Regions from separate parts of the Mus musculus genome. Here region 1 is linked to region 2. A link is a loop called in an ENCODE intact Hi-C map of the cell type or tissue named here. Cell type or tissue: left cerebral cortex. All regions are shown on one strand.

Region 1 (2,500 bases), 130 kb after region 2:
TCTATTTATTTTTTTATTTTATGCATATGAGTACAATGTAGTTCTCCTCAGACACATCAGAAGAGGGCATTGGATCCCATTACAGATGGTTGTGAGCCACCATGTGGTTGCTGGGAACTGAACTCAGGACCTTTGGAAGAGCAGTCAGTGCTCTTAACCCCTGAGCCATCTCTCCAGCCCCCAGTTCTTACTTCTTATTTATGTTTATTTTGCTGGCACACTGGCTGAGGTTCCATGTCTGTCAGTGGTCACCTCCCTGGAGGGAGTCTCACTTACCCCAGCTGTGTAAGTTTCCCTGCTAATTCACCGATTGCTTTGGATGTTGTTCTGAATAAAACTTACATTTTGATGTTTTTCTTTTTTAAATTCTAGTTCCAGTTGCTAATCCAGCACCTGCGGATAGCTCCTAACTGGGATATGTAAGTAACCTTCGTATTTTAAAGCACATTCTTTGTGATTTTGTAGTTATTGCCAGATACCTCATCATAAGCACAGTCCTAAGTCATCCGAAGTGAGCCTGCGGTAACCATGAGACACTCGCAGCCACTGCCTGTTGTCCCAATGTGGAAGGCTGTCCCTTCTCTGGGTGTCTATTGTGAGATCGGCCCACCTTTGGGTTTTTCATCTTGTGCCTGCCTCCGACACCTCTGTCTTCCTCCGGTGGCAGGAGTTTCCCCACGGTATTATGGAAACTGATGGGACAATCATGCACGGTGCTCATGTATGGGAGCTGCAGGCTCTAGGCTCCTCTTGCTGGGGCTTGATCACATGATGGAACTGTTTTCTGGGAGGAGTCTATGTGGGATGCAGAAGTGTAGAGTTGGGATCCCAGGTCAGCCCTACCTCACCCGCAGGGAAATCACGTTCACTGAGCCTCAGTGCTCGCATCTGTAGAATGGGGCTGTGTCCTCACCTACTCAGTAGATCCTTGGCAGACTGTGGGGCCAGAAGAGAGGTCTGGTGCACCATGGTGGGGGGGAGGGGGGAGGGGAGGTGGGGGAGGGATTATCTGTGTCATCTTGGAGACTCAGGATGGAATGCTGAGGTTGACAGAGGTGTGACAGCAGTTTCTCCTCATGGTGAAATACGAGGGCATCCGTGGAGTTTTCGAAAGGCTTTGGAAGGAAGTTTTTCTTGTATCTCAGTGCTGTTCTTGCAGCAGACAGAACTGGGCTGCTGTTTGTCAGATGTCATTTCCTGGTCTGCAGCGCCCCCTGCTGACTTGAAAGTGCTTCTATTCCTTTCTATTTTTTTTTTTTGTCTGCAGGATTTTAATGCTCAGTTTTCACAAACACAATTATCTATCTAATTTTATGACTTACAGTAAAATGTGCTAGCCTCTAAAATGTGTATTATTTAACTGTCTTTTATACTCCTTTTCAATCTTTTAAAATTGATCACTGGGAGTTTTTACACAAGTAACACTCTAATGTATTTACTTGAATTGCATGTCCTAAGAACAAATGAAATCCATGATATTTGGATAATGAATGAAAATCTCAACCAAAATACTTTTCACTGGAGAACAAGGGATCTGCACCAAACACGTGAACTTTGTAGACTTCAGTGTAGGACAGTGTAACAAGGGTATTTGCCCGTATTCCCCAGCCAATCAGCTTCGAAGCTAGCTGTTAAATCATTTTAAACTGAGAGTTATCTGTCATGTTGCTGGCTCATGCTACACCATCTTCAGCCAGGTTCTGAGCACTTGCAAGTTTCTGACTCATGGGTGGAAGTTTGGTCAGAAGCGTCTGGAACGCTGGTCCATGCCTGCAGCGGCTGCTGAGACTGTGTGCACACGGCGATTGCGCTTGTCAGGTGGTCTGCACCCTTCTCGTAGTCACCTTGCGGTAGTAACTCTTCACCAAGCTGTGTCTCTTCAGGGAAGAGTTCTGGACAGCGTCAGCATCTTTTAAGTCAGGGAACTGGGAAAGACCGGCTCTCCTTAGCAAGCTTGTTCTTCCTCGTTCTTGAAGCCTGTTCTTAAAGTTGGGGCCACTCTGGCTTTTGTGGTGGAAGTAGATGCATGAAGACAGCAACATGCCTGTGGTCATGGTGCTGTTCTGGTCTGCCCTCTTCACTCGGCTGGGGCGTGTGCCAGGGCACAGAGTGCCAGGCAGTGGTTAGCGCCAAGACTGACCACAGCACTCAGGCCACTTGGGTTTTTTCTAGCACTGTTTAAAACCCCTTTACTATTTAAATTGAATTAAATTTGCAAAAAAAAGAGTTTTTGTTTTTAATCAGTTAAAAACATTTTACTGAGGTAGTGTCTTACTGTATAGCCCAGGCTGGCTTGGACCTCCTGGCCTTATGCCTTCCTGAGTGTTGGAGTTAGAGGTGTACACCACCCTGCCCACCGCTCTCCGATACTTGTTGTTTTCTTTCAAATGCTGCTTTTAGGTCTTAACGTTTTCCTGTCTCCATTTTCCAAGTTTGCTCTACGTATAGGAAACCAAATTTAGTAAGGCATCGCATGATCTTATGTGTCTTAGTAGGACAG
Region 2 (2,500 bases):
ACCACCACAGAAGTGACGGTCCATCGGTACAGACTAGCTGGTCAGGGATGGCCTGAGCTTTTGGACCTTCCTAGGAATGCGGTAACATTAAAGGTGGTGGCCATAGTGAAAATGGTAAAACCAAAGGAGAGGAGGAGCCTGGGGCCCTAAGGAATCAGGGTCTTACCAGCTCTTTCGGCAAAGCCTCTTTCTGAGCGTGTGTGTGTGTGTGTGTGTGTGTGTGTGTGTGTGTGCACATGTATGTGAGTGTGTGTGTGTGTGTGTGTGTGTGTGTGTGCACGCATGCGCATGTACATGTGTGCACATGGCTATAGGGGCTGTGTGTGTGCATACGCGTGCACATGTGTGCACACGGCTATGGAGGCTAGAGGTCCCACCTTGGGTGTCTTTCTCGTTTGTTCCCCTTGTTTTCTGAGAGAGTCTCTCCCCTTTTCTTGGCTCCCACAGGTTAGGCTCAGCTGGCTGCCAGCAATCCCTGGAGGTCTGCTTGTCTCTGTCCTAAGTGCTAGGATTACAGGCAGAGAATAACACCCCTGGATTTTTTTTTTAAATGTGATTCCAGGTCTTCATCCTTGCTCAGGCATCTCCCGGCCCTCAAGTTCTTTAATTCAGAGAAAAATTAGTGGTATCAGGTGAAGCTGTTGTCCAAAACAGACAAACTTCATCTTTTCCTTATAGCTGTTAAGTGACTAGATGTGAACTGATGTTTCCCTAGCCCAGAACAAATTAGGACAAGCATTTGTGAGTCACTTTGCTGACCCCAGCCTCTTCTTGGGCTTCACAGGGATAATGTGGGGCTTAAGGTCAAGTTTACCATTTGCAAATCACGTACGTTCTGTGCAGAATCATTCAGACCTGATACCCGTGGCATGGCTCCAAGCATGTCAGAAAGCTTGGGCAGGGCAGGGACAGGACATAGCTCAGTTGGCAGTGCAGCCTAACATGCTGGAAGCCCTGGGCTCAATCCCCAGCACCGCAAACAGAGTGCAGCACCAATAGATAAGGTCTGTCCCAGGGAACGCAGGCAAGGAACATGAGATTAACTTGACTCTGGTCACACCCTCCACTACAAGGCCAATTTCCAGGATAGTCTCCAGTGCTCAGAATGGCCAGGGAGCAAAGCCAAGAAGAGGTGAATAAAGAAGGTTTCCCACAATCTACACAGCTACAATAACAGACCCCTCTGGGAGATGGAAACACAGGGTGTGGGGGAATAGGGCAGCTGCTGTAGTGCTCTATATGTCCACTAGGTGGTGGTACAACACCACACTCCCAGCCTCACGGGTCCTCCTGCCAATCACAGGCCTAGGAAGGACATGAGCCCAGAAACTTCCAAGACTGCTACATGGCATGCATGCTCTTGTTCTTCTACGTGCACGAACACCGAAGAGCAAAAAAAAAAAAAACTGCCTGCTGTCAGGCTCCTCTCAGATCTCACTCTGCCCCGTGCCCTCCTTCCACAGCTTGTCATTAGGCCATTGCGCTCTTGGTTCTCCTGTTTCTCTTCCTCTTTGGCCTTCTGTCTTCTTGATCCTCTCTTCCTCCCTCCAGCCCCACACCCACTCCCATGCCCAAGTCCAATCTGCTGGCCATGTTCACTACTTTCTCCCCTGTTCTAGACTCTTCCAGATGCCTACAGCTCTACTCTCCCTCATATCCACAATAAAAACCTCCTCAGCCATCCCTTGGAGGGCCTGTGTCCTCAGTTTATAAGCTAACAGCTGTTAAAGTCGCGCTGAGCCGTGAGATTCAAACCAGAACAGATGCACACAAGGGGGAACAGCCCTGGCATTAGCTGCCTTTCAGGCTCATGTTCCTGGGAGGGGTTGCAGGAAGGGTCCTACCCATGGGGCCTGTCCTTGTCCTTAGAATGGACCCTGGACTGAGGTGGCTCACTTTAAGTGCACAAAGCCCTGAGCTCCTTCCCCAGAACTCCAAAGAGCCTTAGAAATAAAGCCTACCTCCCTCCCTCTGGGAGCTTAGTCTGTCTTGGGCTTTTATAGAAACACCTGGGTCCGTCCAGCTGGGACTGAGCCTGGAGGTGAGAGTTAGGGTGTGGGTCTGGGTGGCTCCCTTAGGATCTGCATTCCTCGGGCATCTCAGGTCCACTGGCCCACTGAAGAAGGTCTTACTTGCTAGAGACTCAAACCATCTCATAGACCCAGATCCCAGACTCCCCATGACTACCCATCCCCGTCCAATTCCTCTACCTATGCACAAGTACAGGTGGTGTGTTCTACCAAGTCCAGCCACTCGTGCAGGCAGTGGCCACCACACACTCCCTACCTCCCAGTTCCTGGTTCTCCTCAGCTGCAGTGGGAATCACACATGGCCTCTGCCAGCCACACAATGACCAGTCCTGAAATCTGGACCTTCATGCCCTTGTCTCCAGCCTCCCCTCTGTTTCTCCCAGGATTCCACATCCAGACCAAGGGTCAGACAGCCTGCTCAGCCTCAGTTTGCAATGGGTCCTGGGGTCGAATTCACCCTAAGGTATCCG

The links. A loop is a pair of places that touch in the nucleus more often than their neighbours do. Peaks named below come from ENCODE experiments on the same cell type or tissue, not always from the same donor. Only the 100,000 strongest peaks of a DNase experiment are listed, where the experiment ranks them.
Region 1: it touches region 2 in a loop (9-fold over the local background); 21 of 42 quality-filtered maps call a loop at or near these places.

The regions. Positions count from the first base shown.
Region 1 is chr9:121,246,844-121,249,343 of GRCm38, reverse strand. Ulk4 (unc-51-like kinase 4) reads left to right here. Exons shown (of 37, transcript NM_177589.3): 16 at 373-419. Among named protein-coding and RNA genes, the nearest start is that of Gm34735, 22 kb to the left of the region's middle. In left cerebral cortex, a CTCF peak has its summit at 1,210 (motif pointing left); a DNase peak (open chromatin) is centred at 1,200.
Region 2 is chr9:121,373,498-121,375,997 of GRCm38, reverse strand. The region is part of intron 1 of Trak1 (trafficking protein, kinesin binding 1); the gene reads right to left. Among named protein-coding and RNA genes, the nearest start is that of Trak1, 7.8 kb to the right of the region's middle. In left cerebral cortex, a CTCF peak has its summit at 1,225 (motif pointing right); a DNase peak (open chromatin) is centred at 1,321; H3K27ac peaks cover 1,178 bases.